Regions from separate parts of the Mus musculus genome. Here region 2 is linked to region 1. The links are chromatin loops, found by intact Hi-C in ENCODE. Cell type or tissue: left cerebral cortex. All regions are shown on one strand. Each heading gives the region's core, and the rest is flanking DNA. Links, peaks and the distances in the headings are about the cores only. Region 1 holds the start of Pik3r1 (phosphoinositide-3-kinase regulatory subunit 1). Region 2 has its middle 100 kb from the start of Gm41044.

Region 1 (10,623 bases), core at 3,360-8,359:
TGGAGGCTGTAATTCCTGCCTGCAAGCCCTAAGGGGCTAGTGAGTACACACCCAGGTGACACAGTTAAGAGACGGACTGCAAAGCAGTTACAACACTGGGTGTCCCTGAGCACACCAAGAAGAGGAGTGGAGAGACCTACCCCAGCCCACCCCCAGCAGCCCTTCTAGACTGTGAGGGTCACGATGGAGAGAGCTAGGACTAAGAGCCATGTTATTTATGGACTAAGAAAGAGATCCCCACTACCCAGAAGAGGGCAGTGTGTTGGTTCCCTGCATGACTACAGTGGAGAGGGACTGAAGGGGAGCCATGGGAGGTGTGAACTGAGGGAGAGGCCCCGAAAGTGCTTCTTCTGGTGAGGAAGCAACAGTAGTACTTTAAATTCATGGCCGGAAGGGTGAATTATGAGTTACAGCTAACAGCGGCTGCCCTGGTCCATGACTAGATATGTAACTATAGCTCCTCCCTCCGTCATCATATGAGGCCGATGGAAACAGACCTATACCTTCCCAGGTCATTATGAAGGTTAAAGGCAATTACACTCACAAAAGTATGTAGCACCACGCTTCTCAATTACCCCGACTCTGTGCTTGGGGTGTGCCAAGCACAATTCTGGGGAATTTGACGTGAACCCTTACAACCGCTCGAGTGTCCTTCTCGGCCCCATTTTGCAGATGAGAAAACAAGCAAAGCTAAAAGGCGTGCCTGAAGTGACAGTCAACTGCAGTTCCAGCACTCTTGTTCCGCTCTTGGTAACAATAGGACTGCTAGCAATATCGGCATTGAATGTCACTGCTGTTTGCACAATGCAGATTTAAAACCGAAACAGACAGGTGCCAGGAATTTTCTCTTGCGCTGCCTTTCAGTGCTGCAAGCAGTTCTAAAAAGAAGCCTGAAGCTACCTAAAATAAAACTCCTGCTGTAAATAGAGTCAGATAGAGCCTGCCTGTGGACTTAGCCCAAGTAATTCTCTCTCCAGACCCAAGGTGGAAGGTGGCCCAGGGGAGGTCAGGGGGCGTATGTGGGAGGGGGACAGAATTGTGACTTGGTGGCAGAGCACAAGGTGGGAGTCCCGACACTGCTATCTAGTTGAGTTTCATGGCGTCTTCCTCAAAGAGGAAAAACTGAACACAGTCACGCAATGCCCCCAGAGAATGAAGGCAGCTGGGTCCTCCTGGGATAAGCCCAGTTTGTCAGGACTACAGAGGCATTCCAGGAAGAAGGAAAGGGGCAAAGGCTGAACTGCTGGCCAGACACCCCGCCTGTAACTCCTCACAACACCCACTGGCAGAGCCTCCTGACCCTTTGGCCAGGCGCCTATGATTTCAATTCTCCCCCAGGTGATCATTAACCTGAGAACTGTTTTGACTACAGGTGCTTATGGGTATATATTTGATTTACTTTAAGGTATACAATAGTGGCAGAACAAAGTGCTGTTTTTACGATTTTTTTTTCTTTAGTAAGCTTGTACTCGGTGCACGTTTCTCCAGAAAATGGGAGGTTGGGGAGTGGGGGGGGGGGGAGGATAGCATGAGCCAGACAGACAAGCTATAAGTTTTTACACCCTCTATCTTTCAGTTCATTTGGCTTAGTGTACAAGAAACGGCCTTAATTGCCAGTACTTTAGGCAAGTGATTTCAATAAGAGTATTGGCAAAACCATGACCCCCCCACACAAAAAAAATTTCATTAGAGAGGAGTCAAAGGAGACTTTAAAAATTGCAATAAAATATGAGTGCTTAAAAGTTAATCACAACCGATGCTTTTTTAAATAAATAAATAAATAAATAAATAAAGATGCAATTTACACTGTCTTAAAAAAAAAAAAAAACAAAAAAAAAAACCCAAAAACCTGACAGTTGAGTTTGGTGGCACAAGTTTGTAATCCCAGGGCTTGGGAGATAGAGGTGAACCACTCCAGAGTACAAAGTCAAGTTCTGCTACATTAAGAGTTCAAGGCCAGGGTGGACTGCATGAGAAACTGCCTCCAAACTGATACATTCTCACACATACAACTAATAGCCCCTTGGACTGACAGGTGACTTTCTGGTTTTCCTAGCTTCCCCAGGACGCTTCATCTCCTGCCTTAGCTAGCAAAGCCCTACGTCATGGAAAGGGCTTTGTGCTTTGCTTGCCCTGTGTAATGAGCCTAATAGACTGATAGGAGCTCAATCCATCTGCGTGTGTACACCTTATTCATGAGAGATTCAAAGTCAAAAGCGCACATGCAAACCTTAGCTTGGCTTGTACAGACGACTTGCCCATGGGACTATTTCCCCAGGTGACTCATTCGCTATCTCTTTATCCAATAAAACACATTTTGCAAGTCAAAAAAAATGTAAACACAATAAAAGCTGGACCAGAATTCCTCCTACTGTAACAAGTATGTGGATAATTTTCTCAAAGTAAATGCCTTTTACAACATTTCGCTGCACTACTTAGGAGACAGAGTGGCAGAGAAGAAATGTCCATCAACACAACAAACTTCAAGTTCCATGGTGGGCTCAGAAACAGTTGAAAGGAAAAGCCACTGTTTTTAAGGGTACTAGGTCTGTGGAGGTTGAGTAAACTTGAACTTAAGATTCAAAGCCTTTTGAGAGATTAGCCTGAGAGGGAAAGAGACAAGAAAAGGCTAATGAATATGAACAAACTATGGTACATGCATGTAGAAAAATGTCCCCCCAAAAACCTCACTGTTGTATACAATTAATATATACTTAATAAAAGAACAAAAGGGCAGGGGGTGCACTGATCAGGTTAGGTGTAATTAACAGTTCCAAAAGATGCATGCACACCACCCACCATCAGCAGCCAAAAATGCATATTTCTATGTGTTCAATTGCTCAGTTTTCCCAAACTAACTTCATACATTAGAAATGTACCAAACACACACACACAGCTAAAGAAAACAATAAATGGAGTCAGTGGGCAGTGAAATCCTTCTTTTTACATGACTGCAGTGCATCCCAGATGTGAAAAAGCAGAATGCTATCATAAAAATGCAAATAAAATGACAGATAACAATGTGCACATGGCAGAGTTCTGTTATGCAACTAGGAACAGGTCTTGGTGCAAGATGAAAGTTAAAAGCAAACTCCCACAACAGTCTGAGAGCCAGTTATCAGCTGCATCCAACTTTCTTCAAATCGTAAAAGCTGACAGACTGCTATGGAAAAGTGGCGTGGCCTGCAACAGGCACTTAGAGGAAGGCAGCCAGCAGTGGCGTGGCACAGAACTCCTGCCAGGCAAGGAGCTTCCCCCATTTAAACCTGCCTTTGAACCACAAGAGGCACAAGAAAAACCAGGATCATTTTCTTTGTAATAAGCAAAAAGCACATGTTTTCCAAAGTTTAAGCAACTTGTGTGCTTCAGAAAATGGTCTGCTTGAGTGCAACTGTCAAAAAAAAAATGAAAAAAAAGGGGGGGGCTCTTGGGGTGCTGGTTCCCTGCTCAGTGACAAACGATGCATGGGCGGCTCACCTGTGCAGAAGGCCCTGAAGTCCTAATGATATCTACTTTAGCAATCAATCTGCTCTGAGGCAGAAATAAACCCATCTGCCTACTACAAGCTTTCTTAGCTCATAATTTACTATCTTTCAAATGCCCAACATGGAACACAAGCTAATGAAATATTAAGAGAGGCTTGCACAAGGAGCCTAGGTCAACCAGCTTTGTGAGTAACCCTACCACCTAAAACTTGAAACTCGATCTCACTGAAATGACAATCTCATGCTACACTTAAAACCCGGAACTGCTTCATCCTTTCCTATTTCACACTGTCTGACAAAGAGGAAAAAGACAGGAAAAGAAAAGGGGGAAAATTAAGTCCTAAAATCATGAAACCCCTAAATAAAGCATAAATTCACACCAGTACAGCAATAGAGCCTGCAGCTTCTTCAAGAATTAACGGTGGAAGTGAGACCTTTCCGGTATTACTAGCGCCAGGAGCAGAATTCCCCTGAATACAGTGCCGGCACACAGCATTCAACATGTCACAGCCACTCCGCTCACACCCTTGCGTTATTGTGCGCGAAAGCTGGTTACTAAAATGCATTTCTGTACATGCGTGCCTGGTCAGAGCGTTTCTATTCTCTTTGTCTCGTGATCTGCCGGGCAGTTTCTGCCTTTGGGAAGGAAGTAGCTTGCAGACAATTCCCCCAGATATTTTAGCTCTGGCTTGCACGCGGGCCGGTTCTCCCTGGCCGGCAGCTTAGTGCTGGGCAGGTCCTTCCAGGGTCGCCCCGCGTTAGGAAAAGCTGGATTTCCGGGCGGTGCCAGGATCCCACTCATTATGCCTCCAGCAACCTGCCCAAGCCCGGCGGGCGCCAGACGCCGAGCTAGAGCCCCAGCCACCGACCGCCCCGAGGAGCACTTCCCCCACCCCGGAAGAGGAGGGAGGCAAACTTCGGAGGGCGGGGGCTGGGGGCGAGCTCCGGGGACCACCATGGCCCAGCCTGGCCGGAGACCCCGGCTGGGGCTCCGGGCCTGGAGGGTACGCCGCGCTAACGCAAAGGCAGCGATCCAGGCACTCTCCTCGCGCGCTCCCGGCTTCGGAAAGCTGCAGGGCGATCGGGGACCCTCGGAAGCGTGAGGTGACGGAGGAGGAGGGGAGCCGGTGACCGCTGGCAACTCCAGGACCGAACGCTCCGGGTAACGAGCACAGCCCGCCCGGGGTGGCACGAAGGAAATGAGAGCAGGAGGTGGCTGCGACCAAGCAAGCTGGTCACTGGCCGGAGAAGGCTTCCAAGTGGCCGAGAGATGCTGGCGACTGGGAGCTGGCAGCCTGCTCGCTTCCCCTTGAGTGGCTCGGCAGCAGAAGTGGCTGCCGGTGACAGGAAGAGCAGCGGCCGTGCGCGTTCGCACCGCTTCCCCCTCCCGGGCACACCGGGACCCGCCGCCGCCTACCTCCGGGTCGGCTCGCTTCCTTCCTCTGCCCAGCCTGGGCTTCAGCGGCCTCTGAAGCTCCCAGCTCCCAGGCTCCTGCGATCCAGCTGCGACCTGCCGTCGCTTCGCTGTCCCGGTTCCTTGGCTGCACAGCCGTCCTCACCGCTACCGCTGCCGCTGCCGCTGCCGCTGCTTCCTCCAACTCGGCTCCAGCTGCTAGCTACTCCTCTCCCTGAGCGGCGCAGCTCCAGCGCCAGGCGCCAGCCCCACCCCGGGCCCGCCCCTGCGCCCCGCCCCCAGATACACACCAATCAACGCCCGAGACCCCGCCCCCCAGCGCCCGAGCCGCGCCCTCCGCCTCTGCCAGTCTCCGGGAGGGCTACCAAGGTCTAGGAGCTACGCTCTGTGCTGCCGACCCTACCCCGCACCCCTCGCTGCCCTCGCCCCCGCCCCCGGCTCGGGGATGCCCCGGGCGACTGGACGGCGCGCGCCCTCCGCTACGGAGCGCTCTAACTCTGCGTGCTTGGGGCTGGCTCGCCTGCGGGGCGTCGCCCAGGCCCGAAGCAGGGAGTTCAAATGGGGATGGGGGTGGGGGGTGGGAAATAAGTTCAGGCCTCTCTGGAGCCCAGCCGGCTGCCTGCGAGACCCTGCCTCTTTCGAATCCACTAGAGCTTCAGGACAGTGGCTGGGTTCAGGAAGATGCAGATGCGAGGGCTCGCCAAAGCGGGGAGGCCCTGTAATTCCTGGCCTTGCCTGCCCAGCTTCCCTAGTGGTCAGAAAAACCGCGCCACCCGGCGTGGCACTCCCGGGGTGAAGGAGGGGTGAAAGGGTGAGCTGGAGCAACGAGTGCCCGCCGCCTGCAAAAGCCTGGCACGGCTGCCTCCAGGAACCAAGGCGGGATCTAGAGGAAAAGGAGTGTTCTGTGAGGAGGGCGCATACCGGGTGATCTCTGGCAGTCCTTGCAAGGCAGAGCCTATGTAGGTCATTCAGCCAGTCCACCGCCTTCTAACGCTTCTGATAGGCTGGAGAAACTCAAATGAAGTCTATGGTTTGTTAGATGTAAAAATGTAGATCCTTGGAGTAGAAACCACTATGGAAGCTGCTCAAGAAAAAAGTGATAATGGCTCAGCCTTCCCAGATAAGAAAGGATGATAGCCCCGTGTTTTGTCTTCATAAAAACGTTCAAGAACTCATGGACTTTTTAAATTTTGCTCCCAAAATATGTCTTATTTTGTAGTTCAGGAACCTGTAGCCACCCACCCTTCTTGCCCTAAAGATCCCTTTTGCAGCTATTCTGGCAACAAAATGCTTTTTCTTAACCAAGAACTTAGTCTGTTGTCAAATTCTAAATTTGGTAGTGTATTACTGTGAGTTTTGGAAGCAGAGGGAAAAAATGAAATTCACAGTTTATGTTAAACAAATGCAGTCACGTTTAAAGGTGACGCCCATTCTAAAAGAAGAGATCTCAGTACACAATTCAGGTACTAATGTTTCTGGTACTCTTGGTATCTAATAAAGACAAAAGCAGGCTGCTACCCACATCACATTTAAGAATTTGCCTACCCATTGGACACGCAAACTTTATATGCCCCAGTACAGGGGAACGCCAGGGCCAAAAAGGGGGAGTGGGTGGGTAGGGGAGTGGGGGTGGGTGGCTACGGGGGACTTTTGGTATAGCATTGGAAATGTAAATGAGCTAAATACCTAATAAAAAAATGGAAAAGAAAAGAAAAAAAAAGAATTTGCCTACACAGAAGATGGCCTAGTTGGCCATCACTGGGAAGAGAGGCCCTTTGGTATTGCAAACTTTATATGCCCCAGTACAGGGGAATGCCAGGGCCAAGAAGCAGAGTGGGTGGGTAGGGGAGCAGGGCGGGGGGAGGATATAGGGAACTTTCAGGATAGCATTTGAAATTTATATAAAGAAAATATCTAATAAAAAATAAAATAAAGAATTTGCCTACCATTCAGGATGTGGTGACAAGTCTGTAATCCCAGCACTTTGAAGCTGAAGCCATAGTCTCGAGTTCAAACCAGCCTAGTCTTTATAGAATCTCTCTGAATATAGATTATGTTAATTTGTGTAGGGAGATCCATCTTAATTATGAGTAGAATCACACCTAGGGCAGGAAATTCTGTACTGTACGAATGGAGACAAAAAATGAGGGCTATGCATGCATGCATTACTGGTTGCTCTTATCTGATTGAGGGCATAAGGTGGCCAGCTATTCAAGTTCCTATGGCCTTAACTTACCCACCATGATAGACTACTCTGAACTGTGAGTTAAATGCTTTCTCCTGTAAGTTGCTTCAGTCGGAGTATTTAATAGTGGCAATTAGAAACCAAGGTACAGGGGTACATTCTTCCGTAGTCTGTGAAAGGAAGAGCCTCCTGGTGGATGGCCGTGGTGTGTTTCCTGCGGTAGAAGCCCTTAAATCTAATCCAAACTAAGACAACTCAAGTAATAAAACATTCACAGATGTTTTCTTTAGTTTTCCTCTCCTCGAAGAAAATACAAACTTTGCTAGCTCTCTCCTCCCTTTGGGCTCACTAGAGTCTTGGAAAGAGGCTCCAGCATAGGATTCTATTCAGCCGTAAAAAAGCATCTAATTCCCAACTGCACTTCCTCTTAATAGAAAAGTCTTCAGCAATTGATTATGCACTTACACGTTCTTTGACTTATTTTCATTATAACTGAACACAACACACAGCTTATGTCCAAAGAGGGTCACATGAAAGAAAAATAATTTTTCCATACCCGGGCACCAAATAATCTATTTCATTGATATTAAATTGATACCTTCCCACACATTTTATTTCCATTTCCCATAGATTTTATGAATTAAAAGCAATAACAAAACAATATGACTATTCATACTTGGAGTATGAGCCTGTGTGCATATGTATACATATTCACATGTGTATGCATGTGTGTGCCTGTGTATACTTAACAGTGGAGTCTTCCTCATTCTCCACCTTATGGATTGAGGCAGGGTCTCCCACTTGAACCTGAAGCACCCATCAGATACTACAGCTAGCCAATTTGCACCAAAGATTTTCTGCCTCTGCACATTGTACATTGGGATTTACAGTCAAGCCCCTATGCCCACCCACATTTACTTGAGCACTAGGGCTCTGAAGTCAGGTACTTACCCTTGCATGACAAGTTCTTAGCCTTATACTTGTGTTTTCTAGTAACCTCTTGAGTAAAACCTTATCTGGGAACACAAACTGTAACTGTAATAAAGCAAGAAGCTGATATGATAAGGCAAAGGGGCCCCTGTGCCACAAGCTTTCTCTTCATTTCTACAAAAACCCCAGATGGGCAGGACTGTGAACATCTCCTTGGAGTTTCCTGGAAATGCAAATTATCTGTCTTCTCTAAACCAAAAATGTCAGATTGGAGTGGAAAGAAAAAAAAAAGCTGTTTTAGGAAACTCTCCAAACCATTTGTTGCATGCTGGGAGTTGAGAATGATTATCCTGGGCCTTCTGGGACATACTGGAACCCACCCCAATAAAATGCTCGTATGTCACGTAGACACAGCGTTCTGGTTTGCTTTCTATTGCTGGGAGAAAGACCATCACCAAAAGCAGCTTTAGGAGGAAAGGGAAGGGCTTTCTTCCTTTTCCAGCCTGCAGTCCATCATGAGGGAAAGTCGAGGCAGGAACTGAAGCAGGGGTCATAGAGGAATTGCCTGTCTTAGTCTGCATAAATCCCTCACCTTTCTCTTTTGTACAATCCAGGAGCACCTCCGCAGGGGTGACATCACCCACAGTGGGCTGCACCCTTCCACATTAATCAGGAATAAATAAATAAATGTCCCACATTTTTATCTACTGGCCAATATAATAAAAAGTTTTTGTCAATTATGAAGCCCTCTTCCCAGAAGACTCTACCTTGACTCTACCTTGTGTCAAATTGACAAACAGACAAACACACAGCACACACAATTCAACCAGTACTTATCAAACTGTTGGCTTTGGTTATTTGATAAATATGTCAGAAGATGGGAAATTCCCAACAGAGATACAAGAGTATCATCGCTGGCAAAGATGGCATGGAAATCAGAGTCAATCAAGGACCCGAACTACAGAGAAAGAGTTTGAGTAACCATAATTGAGACAATAGCCTCAACAGTGAAAACAAGTAGGATGCATCCATTGGCCATCTGTACTAACCGTGATGTTAGAATGTGCTTCCACTGGCCTTGAAATCTTAGTGTGTATTTTAGGTTTTCAAACACAAACCAAATGAGTACCAGTGTCCTGGAGTCTTCGTCAACACCAGACCCACAGATCAGCTGCACCGGCAGAATTAAGAACGGGTCACAAATGCAGAATACAAGGTTCTGTCCTAGACGGCCTAGATCACAAGCTGCAGTTGAGCAGAATTGCCAGGTGATACACATACAGGTTAAATGATGTGTCTAAGTGGCCCTCCATCTTAATCATAGAACAATATTGCCTGGAGAGTTTACCAAAAATCCCAGATCTGCTCTATATCCCCGAGATGGATTCTATAAAGAGGTGAGCCATGAGAATCAATCATTTCTAAGTCTCTTCACATGACATCAAGGTGAATCCAGCTTTTAAAAAATCCTACCTCAGAGAATCCAAGTAGGAAAGATCTCTTTAGCAATGTGGACAGGAGTTGAAACATCTGATCTCATGAAGAGCAGCTGATGCTGGAGGCTAACTGATGGTTGCTGCCTAGACTGTAAGCCCGGGTTTTCCATACCTTCTGGCTTTCAGAAAGAAGCTGGAAATTTATGTTTATAGGAAATCCCCTGATTATCACATGGTAGCAACTAAGTCAGAGCATTTTTATTTTGTTTGTGTGTTTGTTTGATTGTTTGTTTGTTTGTTAAATGTGGGTTAGGCCAAGAGTGTGATGGTCACCTTTGTGAGTTTCAAAAAAAAAAAAAAAAAAGGTTAGGCTGAGGGTGTTCATATGCTGATACAAAGATCTGAGTTCCTGACATCTTCTGCTCTTTATGAACACTGTAGGTACTCAATGCCTCTGAGTTGGTGACTTCTGAGGATCATGTAGTCTTTTGCCAGTGCTTTTCTTTCTCCCCCTTTTTCTGCCTAATAGTTGAGAAATACTTGGGGCAAATCCAAGCTGTATGTTACTTACCTCAAGATCTTCAACTATTCTGAATATCTAGGTTAAATACATATAATACAGATCTGGGGGGAGGGGGAGAGATTATTGACCAGGATGCTTAATGCCGGAGTAAGAATTGAAAGAGCTAGCATTCCTATAGCTCTCATCTCACAGTAATGAGCTTATGCAAACTATCGAGATTGAATTCTGAGAGAGGGAACCTCCCCTCTATCATAGAGAGTGAATTAGTGCATAATTGCATGCTTACAGATCTCTGATGATGGCACACGCTCTAGAGGCTCGTGGCTTTTGTGAGTGCATGTGAATATGAGCATGCATGCATGGGTACACATAAGATAGTGGTAATTGAATCTAGGGTTTCATAGACAAGTGCTTTCATGAGTTGTGACTCACTCCATAGGTATGAGGCAGAAGCAGGTATTCAGTGGGCATTTCTATTAAAGTTTGTCCAATATTTTCTCTTAAAAACCACTTCCATGAAAAAGGTAGAAATTGTAGCTATAAGCTTGGTGTAATAAGTAAATAAACTATGAAACAAGAAAATTTTATGCATTTTTCTCAAAAAACCAGCTATGTTTTCTTGTTTTTATAGCTTTATCACATTGTAGAGT
Region 2 (10,623 bases), core at 2,573-7,572, 140 kb after region 1:
CAGATGGAGCTACAGCTAGAGAGGTGAATAAAATAAATCAATTATTGTTTTTAAGATGAGCATTTTTCTCTGATGGAAAAGACCCAGGAAGAAGGGATTTCTAGTTGATGGCTTATCATCAGGATCTTCAATGGATGAAACCCAGGACAAATAGCTTTGATGGGAAGTAAGAGCATGGTTTTTCGATTATTGTACAAGTAGTCTGTCTACGATGTGTCAGAAATTGTTCCCAGCACTTGGAGAACAGGATGGATATGGTTTCTGTCCTTAGGAATCTTACATTTAATGGGGAAGACAGATAATCAGCAGGTAATAGAAATTCAAATCACTTATAACTATAATGAGAAATGTACAAAATAACAGGGAAAGAAATGGACACCGGTCAGAGAAAGCATATGCAGTTATAATCTATTTTGTTCTCAGCAAGAAATTATACTCCCAAGCCTGAGTAAATAAGGACGGGCCTCTGTTTGGTGTCCATTGCATTATTTGCCTATGAACACTCCTGGCCTTTCTGTAAGGTGAGCTGAGATCTGACCATACAATTGTACTTATCTAGTCAGAGGTTTAACTATGGGAATGTAATAAAACAGGAGTAATCAGATAGAAATGGATACTGGCAACTGGGGGATACCCTCTGATGCCTGGCTGGAATCTGGCAAATTTATTTGACAGAAATTTTCTAGGTCTCTTCTGGCTCAGGATCTCAGTCCTGGCAAAGAGAAACAAAGAACAGTGGGTGAAGTTCCAAGCACTGGTCCTGAGGGCTCAGCCTTAGGGTAATGTAGATGATTGGTAAGATATTAAGCCAGTATTGATTAGAAGCACTGAGTGTCTGACAGAGGGATTTTAATTACAAAGGGGAGCATGAGTGAGCATAATCTAAGAACTTGTCAATGTGGCCATTAATAAATTAACACATTGCCCTTATCCCAAATTTATGTAAGAACAAAGCCAACTTGATTGAGCAAGGCCAGTATGGTAGTTTGAATAAATATAGCCTCCATAACCTCGCATATTTGAGTGCTTAGTCACCAGGGAGTGGCACTGTTTTAAAAGATTAGAAGGATTAGGAGGTGTGGCCTTGCTGGAGTAGATGTGTTCTTATTGGAGAAGATGGGCCACTGGGGGTGATCTTTGAAGTCACAGATCAAGATATAGCTCTCAGTGACTGCTCCAGTGCCTGCCTGCTGCCGCCATGCTTCCTACCATGAACAATAATGGACTAAACCCCTGAAACTGTAAACCAGCCCTCAATTAGATGCTTTCTTTCTTAAGAGTTGCCTTGGTCATGGTGCCACAGCACTAGAAAGATGACTAAGATAGCCAGCACTCACAATTCTACATCGTTTGTAAAGAGAAGGGGGAATTGAAACCCACAGGGTGGATAAAAAAAATGTCAATCAAAATAAATACCAAGTTCCAAGATATTTTAGAAATGCAAATACAGAAGGAAAGAAGATTTTTAAGCTGCATGATGTCATGAAGGAGCTGTCTAAGGGAAGACTATTTTGAGGAAGAGCCTCTTGTCATTGAAGTTATATTGCGAGGCCCCCACATGTGTGGAGGTGGAGTGGCGAATGTTATTTTTAAGTAGTGTCTAAACTTTCAGTGTATTTAATACATGCCTCTGAATGGAGTGGAACGAAGATTTGCAGAGGCTCTGTGTGACTTCGAGAGTGGATTTCAGTTCATATTCTGGATATTCCTGCCTGGCATTTCTCCCTTCCTGTGCCTTGAGTGCCACCCAAGGCAGCCAGGGTTTCTCTAGCCCAGCTGGGTTGGATTGCAGTGAAGCAGTGACTTTAAAAAGTTTACAGTTTACTTCAATCCACTCAAACCTAATCATGGCTCACAGTGGGTAAAATTATCCCTTCCTGCAATGTGAGGCTCAAATCTCTCGGCTGGGGTTCTACTCCGTTCTCTTATTGGATGCAACACAGGTTATGCTAGCCTTCATAATGGCCCTAAGCCTTAATCACTCCCATCTGTTCAATATTACATGGTAATTTGGTAGTGAAAGAGTACTAGGCTCGGAGCCAGTTTGATTTCAGTCCCTAATTAGCTGTGTGACTCCAACAGAATGGTTCCTCTCTCCCTCTCTTGGCTTATAATCTCTTCCTCTCTGACTTAGGTCTTTCCTCATTCTCTGACCTCCCAAAGTGGCAGGGGTTGGGACAGAGCTCTAGGAAAGTATGTTGAGACTTCATACTTAAGTATGCAGAGGTGAAGTGAAAGGAGGGAGGTGTCCTCATCTCAGTCTTACACACACACACACACACACACACAAACACACACATATACACATTCACACATGCATACATATGCACACATAAACACAAATACATATGCGCACATAAACATACATACACATATACACATTCACACACACGTACTCATATACACATACACACAGGCACACCACACACCACACACATACACATACATACATACACATACTCACACACACACACACACACACACATATAGACAAACACATGCACAACACATACACATACACACACACACACACACACACACACAACACATACACATACACACACACACACACACACACACACACACACACACACATATACACAATCTCTTTTTGTTGGTCTGTGTCTTCTTCCTCCCCCCTATAGTGATAAAAATGCCCAGGCCTCACCAGAACTCAGATCTTCCTTCCACTTGAGCTCTGATTAATTTCCTTTTTCTCACAAGGTTCTTTTTCATTTCTTCCTCTTCATTGGCTCTCATATTCCCCAAATAAGTCCCTAATTATATAATTATCTTCTCATATCTCTCTAAAACCTTCTCTTGCTGTTACTGTTCTCTCACAGCTACCACAGACATACAGTCTGGCCTCTCAAAGGAGTTGCCTCTTGGGCCATCTCAGCCAGGCCTCCAACAGGTCTTTCCCATCTCTTCATACACTCTCCCCACAATTTCATATCACATCACATCACATCACAGTCTGAAACTTCTCCTTCACTTCTCAATATGGGGCTAGATTGATTACATATCTTGTCTAATTTCTAATGTAATTAAAAAAAACCATACACGTCCGATTTTTGTATGTACTAAATTAGTTACTTTTTAAAAGTGCCTCGATTTTTTTTTATGCCTTTCCTTTGTTAAGTTTTGTTTTTTTCTATACTTTCCCACCAGTGACCCACGCTTAGTCTTTTCTCACACTTTGCGTACATGTTTCACTTTTTTTTCCCTGGAAAGCACCCTCTAAGAACTTTGTTCTCTATTCTGAGCCAGTGACCCCTGCTTACCACCTATGGGACCTCACTTGATCGCCACTTGATGATGTGACTATGATTCCGGGAACCTTTACTTGGCAGCCATTTGTGAAACATACTGGGATCAGAACAAAATGGAAAGAGGAACGATGTGCGTCCGTGGGCTTTTGAATGAGCTCAGGCTTGGGAATACCGGCAGGCTTTCGGACTCTCATAGCTCTCAGTAACAGGTTTGGAAGGCCCCCTCTTCTTCTTTCTGTGTTACTCGGGGTTCAGTCACATGAGCGGTGACTCTGGGAGTTACAGGACAACATAAGTACTTCCTAACTAGATTGCACAGTTGTGGGAAATGAGGGGAAGCTGGGGGACAGATCAGAGGCCTTCCTAGCTAGTCACTCAAGAAGCCAGGCACGTCCAGACATAGAAATGTGGAGGTAAAAGGGTGGGGAAAGCCTGTGGCTCTCAAGTATGTGATGATTGCTGAGGGGGCAGCCTCATTTCCGGTGGTCACCAGTGTAGAATACAGGCTGAGCATCAGAGGAGAGCCAGGGTAAATAAACTAGGTCCCCCTGGCATTCAGCGTCTGTTGCTTTCAACAACTGCAGTGACCTCCAGAGGGCCGAGGCTACTGCCCTTCTGTCTCCAAGTTTGAAACTGGTACCTATGTTTGGCCAATTTAGAGCCATTTGGATAAATGGAACATAATTTTAGCTTAATGAAACTGATTCTTATGGGTATGGCCCTAACCTCCTTGACTTTCCATGTCTTGATTCCCAGTAGCTCAGAAGGTGACAGTATTCAGAGACAGGGCCAGCAGAGAGACTGTGAAGCTCAGAAGAGGCCATTAGGATAGACTCTAACCAGTGCGACTAGTGGCCTTCTAAGAAATGTTGACATTTGTGTCAAAGGGATGACTATATGAACTCAGGACAGCCAGCCTCAAACCAAGGAGGGGACCTCAGGAGAAACCAACTCTGCAACACCTGATGTGTAACTTCTTATGTGGCTGGAATTGTAAAAGATGGATTTCTCTGTATAAGCCTCTTAGTCAATGCTATTTGTTTTATTATCCTGTTAGACTAATGCACTGAGCAATCCAGCACAATGACTTACACTTCTTATGCCAGAGTTTGCATTCTAGTTTCAATATTGATGTTGTTATTAATGAAGGCTTTGCAGCAAACATTGATGCAGCAGACAGCCTGGTGAGATAGATACTATTCATTATGTTTTTAATGGATGAATAAAATGAAGCATAGCTAACTCAGCTAACTTGCTTCAGTAATGTACAGAAATGCACAGTAATGAAGCTAGAATCCAAACCCTGGCAGCTTATTTCCAGTCCTTCCTCCCCTTGGGTCTCGCTGACCTCCAGGACACCTGACCTTTCTTTCCACTTCAGCAGCGTCACTCTGTTCGTGGCACATCTTGGTTTAATCTTCCCCTTTTAGGTCATGAATCTAACTTCCCTGTCCTTTTAGTGGATTTCTGCTTTTGTTCACGGGGCAATCTGCCAGGGAACCCAAGTTTAGTCTTGGTGCACATATGGTTCCCCAACCACAGCAGGACTGTGATGACAAATGCATATTTCCCCTGGGAGTAGAGACTCATCATGTGATACAGGATTGCTCACATGGAGAAAAAGACCCGGGTAGTCAACAATCACTTCTAGAACAAAACTAGGTTTCTATGTCATCTTTCACAGTGGTTAGGGGTGTCCCACTCTGAGGTCACCTGAGTACCAGTTGATGTTAGCACCTATCTTGAAGTTCAAGAAATCACATATTTGTGAAGCTACTATTTTTGTATCAAGCATCAATGAATCTGCTTAAACCAAAAAGATATGTGTATATGAATGGCCAGAGTTCCCAAGATGGCAGATTCAACTTCATTTGGAGTAAAGAGGCAAGAGAAAGCCACTAGACATGCCAAAGAACCCATGAACACAGAGTTCTCACTTCCCATTGCTGACAGATTGAATTATAATTATCCATCCTGATTTCAGAAACAGTCCATACAGTGTGAAGTTGAATCCTTTCCTGACATTAAAAACACACATTCCTTTCTCATTTTAAAAGATGCAAATGATGCCCAATGCATACCCTGTCTCAGTAGGAAAAGCGATAGCCAGCTAGAACTCTGATATCAGATATAGAACCGTATGATTTGGAGTTTGCCCAGCTGGGTTTCAGTCTTGCTTTGGTCCAGGATTTCCTCATGTTGCCCCAACGCCTCCCTTTTGGGAAGGTAACGTATATTCTGTCTCATTGTAATTTGGACATATGTAACTCACTTTTTGATTTTACAGGGGGCTACAATTAAGACAGTACTTTGATTCTCAGGGCACTGTGTTGAGACTATTACAGAATATAGCTTTTGAAGTTAAGCTAAATAAACTTTGCATTATATTATGGCCAAAAACCTAAGGGGGCTACGGAGTGAAATGAGGAGCTTGGATGTGAATATTCCCTCTAAGCTAAAATATTTGAACATCTGGTCCCCAGTTCATGGAACTGTTTGGGAAAGCTTAGTAGGTGTGGTCTTGTTAAATTGTGCCACTAGAAACAGGCTTTGGAGGGTAAAACAGTTATATGATTCCCACTGTGCCAGTGTGCTTGTGCTTCTCTCTGTCTCTCTCTGTCTCTGTCTCTGTCTCTGTCTCTCTCTTTCTCCCCCCACCTCCACTACCCCTGCCCTCTTTGATCAAGATGTAAGCTCTCAGTTGTTCCTTTTGTGAACTCCAATCCTTGAAAACCATAAACTAAATAAAATTCCTTTTTTTTTCTCCTGTAAATTGACTTGATCATGGTGTTTAGTTACAGTAATAGACAGTAACTAGGACAATTGGCAACTCCGAACTTCATTTATGTCATATTGCTACATGATAAAACTTTGTTAACACTTTCCTTTTGTTCTATACTTGGCTTCAAAAATACTTGGGAATGAAAATGGAAATAGTGTTACAAAGAGAAAACTCTAGTGAAGGCATTCTAGTTAGGAGTGCCTTCATGGCCTGTCCCGTCTACTGTCTGTCAATCGCATGGGCTCCCATGCTTGGTATGATAAGTTGTGTCTGCTTAACAGTTGGAAGAGGAGGCTGTATGCTTTCACTGTGCAATGGGCCTCTGAAAAAGATGCTCCTGCTTAGGAGTTGTCTCCATGCCAGTTCTCCTTGGCATGAATACAGACTGGAGCAGGATTGCAGTGTACGAAAGGGTAGAGAATGGATAGCTCAGGCTCTTTGAGCCACAGTCGCTTGTCTCTGTTCTATGGCTGTAACTTAAAAGCACCTACTAAGGCTAGGGATGTAGCTCAGTGGCTTGTGTACAGCCTTACGGTGCCATCTCCCACACCTCACATCCACAGGAAAGGTAGATAAATTAGTGCATTTTGTGAAATTTATTCATAAAAACAAATAGAGGGAACTCTACTCATGGACTGTAGTTTGCAAACCCTGAACCAAATAATTTGGATTTAGGTTATCATGTCTGCCTAAGACAGTGGTTCTCAATCTTCCTAAGGTTGCAACCTTTTTAACACAGTTCCTCATGTTGTGGTGACCATGAAATTATTTTCATTGCTACTTCATAAATGTAATTTTGCTACAGTTATGAATCATATTGTAAATATCTGTAATGTCTGAGGGTCTTAGGAGACCGCTGTGACAGGGTCATTCAATCCTAAAGGGATCAACCCACAAGTTGAGAACCACTGGTCTAAGATGGTGTGGACAATATTCTACCATCCTTGGCATACATAGAACACATTTATCATTTTTGCAAAAGCTAAACTATTTATACTATTTTCCCTAGTTTTATGTTCATTAGTAAATGTGATAATCTTGTCAACTTCATTGTGATTTATTCAATAAAGTGGATTGAGACTCAAAGCTTTTTGCTCACCACAGTACTGCATAGAGATGTTTAGCTGGGTACAGGGCAGGATAATAGGGAGTAGCAGTGTTTGCAGATACTTTATTTCATTTCTTAAAAATAAATGATAGCAGATTTATCAGCAGATGATATCAAGCAGATATCAGCCTTGCAGTAATACAGTCTCACTCATTAGTATGTTTTTATGTATTTTCTTTTTGAAGCAGAGTCTCATGATGTAGTCCAACTTGACCATGAACTCTCCATCTTTCTGCTTCAACTTCTCATAGGCAGAGGTTGTGTAAGGATCATCCAGGCCATGCTGTCAGCAGAGAAGAGATGAGATGGGCCAATGGAGATATTTAGAGTAAGAAGGGAGCAGGGTTGGAAGGGTTTTGATGTTGAATCTGTATGTGATTCTGATGCTACGGTTGTAAGGCTGTCACTATTGCTATCAGGTAGTCCTTCATCAGAGCCTCCAATATGTATCCTGGTTTCCATCTACCCCTTCTTACAAACTCACAAACCCTAAACTAATGTGCTTCTTGATGCAGGATTGCCAATTCTGAGAAGTGGCAGAGAAAAGCAAGGTAATAGCAGGAGATCCCTCTCTGTGTCTCGAATTTTATCATCACTGTAGGGGAAAATAGAACTCACAGGGAATATTCCTAGTCCCCTGGAGAGGGTTATGTAGCTCTGGACCCCGGGAACAGGTAAAGAAAATCCCCTTGCATAGGGTTTGCATTTAGATGTCTCAGGTTATAAAGGACTAAGTCTCATGGTCCTGGTCCAGGAAGAACAGCCTGTTAGGTTTTCCAGTTGTCACGAAGGTTAAACAAAGGCTTATCAGTCTCTTGATGGCAGAATAGAGAAGGAAGGGTCTGATAAGATGTCTACTGGTGCTATCAAAAGCAGGTGAGCACTGGAAGCAAGAAGAAGGAGGAGGAGGAGGATGAAGAGAAGAAAAAGAAGAAATAGTCTTAAGGTAAATAAAGTTATATAAAAAGACTTCTATGCATTTTTCTATAGTTACTCTATTACCACAAAAGGATATAAAATGAAGCTCACTTCCCATAAATGTTTTAAGTCCAGAGCCATCTGGATTATCATTAAAAGATCAGCAATATAAAATTTTGACATTTAAGATGATTTAGAATTGGTCTCTAGGTCAAGGGGTTACCATGGGAACTATAATCTATAAATCTGTGCTTTTAAAACAGTGGGCATTTTTTTTTCTAATAGAACAATGATTTCAGATTTTTTTAAAAAAAAATTGTTTTTCTCACTCAGAGAAAAGCAGCCACATAAAAGTAGGACACTGTGTTACAGAGAAACTTGTTGACAAAAGTAGAAGTGGAGATATATAGCTGTTCCTTGGTATCCATGGGAGACTGGATGCTCAAGACCCTTATATAAAACTAAGCACTCTTTGCACAGAACTGATCTACATCCTTCTGTATACTTTAAATTATCTCTTGATAACAATGAATACAATGAAAATGCCATGCAAATACTTGCATCCCAGTGTTGTTTGAAGAACAAAGGTGGGGTAGGGGTGGGGTTTGCACAGGATGGTTGACAGCTACTGTTCAGAAACTCTACACCTCAGCCTCTCACAAAGTTCATAGCCTTTTCTTAAGACTCCTGGGGATAAGAATGCTAGAAAAATAGACGGCCATGGGCACACATTATCCAGTCTTGAGAAACTTATAGCATTACTTTTGCTGTATTCTACTCTATAGATGGGAATCTTGGGGACTAGGATTTAGTGGTTGTAGGGAGCTGACCTAGCCATGCATAAGGCCTTGGGTTCAAATCTCAGCACCTCAAAAATAAATCCAACTCACACTCAAGGTAAGTAACTACTTCTAGAGCAGGAAACGAAAAGGCACCGATTATTGGGACTATCAAAAGCAGCTTTCAGATTTAGTTGTGGTCAAAATCCAAGACACCCTTGTGCCACCCTTGGGGACATTTAAAAAGAAAGCTGTCAGTATCGACCATATGACCAATTGAAGAGACTGGGTCAACAGGACAAACACCCTTTTGAAAATACAAAGTCTGATGACTGGGAGCTCACTGGTGTCACTCCCATGGTAGTTTTTGTTTGTTTCCAATTGGCAAAAACAAACAACCACAAACAAATAACCCCCACAATCTAAAATCTTGTTTTCCAAAGCAAAGCAAAGCAAAGCAGCAAGCAAAAACCTCCTTCTGTGAGTCTAGCTCCCCCTAAATTCCAGGGCCCACAAGATGAACAGGAAAGAGAGTGAGCACCTTCTGTGACTCAGTTGTACCTCCAGGCTAGCAATTCTCAACCTGTGAGTTGTGACCTTCTTTGCGGAGGTTGAACAACCCTTTTACAGGGGGTTGCCTAAGACCATCAGAAAACACAGATACTTACACTATGACTCATATCAGTAGCAAAATTACAGTTATGAAGTAGCAATGAAAGTAATTTTATGGCTGGGGGCAGGGGGGGGGGAGGTGTCCCACAACATGAAAGGGCCACAGGGTTAGGAATGGTGAGAACGACTGCTCTAGATGTGACGATTAGTGTTATTTGTCACCTTGACAGACTCTAGAGTCACCCAGGAGATAGGTCTTAAGGCATGTCTGTGAAGGACTGTCCTGATTCATGATGGTGGGCAGGACCAAGCCTTGACATGTTTAAAACAGAGAAATGAAGGAGAGCACCAACATGCTGGTGTCTGTTGCCCGTTCATTCTGTCTCCGAATATGACGTAACCAGCTCCTTTCAGTTCCTGCCACTGTGACTTTTCTGCCAGAGTGGACCTTAACCTGAACTCTGGACCAGAACAAGTCCATTCTCTCTTAAGTTGTCTTTATTTTACACAGCAACAGAAAAAGAAATTAGGACAATAAACCATGCAGATCTGAGAACCTATCTGTATACTAAACCCAGTATATAAGCCCTATTATGCCCTACGTGGCCAGTGTGATGGGAAGAGGACCCAGACCCCAGCTGAAGAGAACCAGACAAAAACAGTAGCTTTCCTTACCTTGATCTCTATAAAAATTTTGTTGCTTAGAAAAAAAATTAAATTCTCCTTGCTTAGAAGGAGAGTTCATATTTAGAAATACTGTGAACCAGAAAAAAAAAATGGTATCTTGAATCTTGGCGTTCCAAGTCTTGTTGGCTTGTGGCCAAGCTTCAGGATGCTTCTAAGAGCCATGTGGGGAATGCAAATCGGGATGTCTAACTCTCTTAAGGGCAGTCAGGAGGGCTGATGGTCTATGCTGCATGCTGTAAATCTACCACACAAAAAACCGCCCTCTTTGCACCAGCAGCAGCTCCAGACTTTGGCCTAAGCCCAGTTCCCTATTTCGTCCAAGTTGCTCTTAGCCTTAGTATTTAAGCCAAAGCTTTGTTCTATACACAGGCTGCTATTGATTGGGCCTTCTTATCTCTGTCTCCACAGATAAGGTATACATTAGCAAGACTATTCAGGGGTGGCCTTTTACAAAGGCAGAACGTC

Evidence for each region. A loop is a pair of places that touch in the nucleus more often than their neighbours do. Peaks named below come from ENCODE experiments on the same cell type or tissue, not always from the same donor. Only the 100,000 strongest peaks of a DNase experiment are listed, where the experiment ranks them.
Region 2: a loop joins it to region 1, with 4 times the contacts of the local background. A loop is called at or near these places in 6 of 42 quality-filtered maps.

Annotation. Positions count from the first base shown.
Region 1 is chr13:101,763,075-101,773,697 of GRCm38, forward strand. It overlaps Pik3r1 (phosphoinositide-3-kinase regulatory subunit 1), which reads right to left and starts at 5,143. Exons shown (of 16, transcript NM_001077495.2): 1 at 4,903-5,143. In left cerebral cortex, for the core only: CTCF peaks have their summits at 4,877 and 5,671; DNase peaks (open chromatin) are centred at 4,055, 4,272, 4,621, 5,215 and 1 more place; H3K4me3 peaks cover 2,610 bases; H3K27ac peaks cover 2,792 bases.
Region 2 is chr13:101,904,458-101,915,080 of GRCm38, forward strand. No RefSeq gene overlaps it. Among named protein-coding and RNA genes, the nearest start is that of Gm41044, 100 kb to the right of the region's middle. In left cerebral cortex, for the core only: no CTCF peak of the experiment used is centred there; DNase peaks (open chromatin) are centred at 4,776 and 6,404.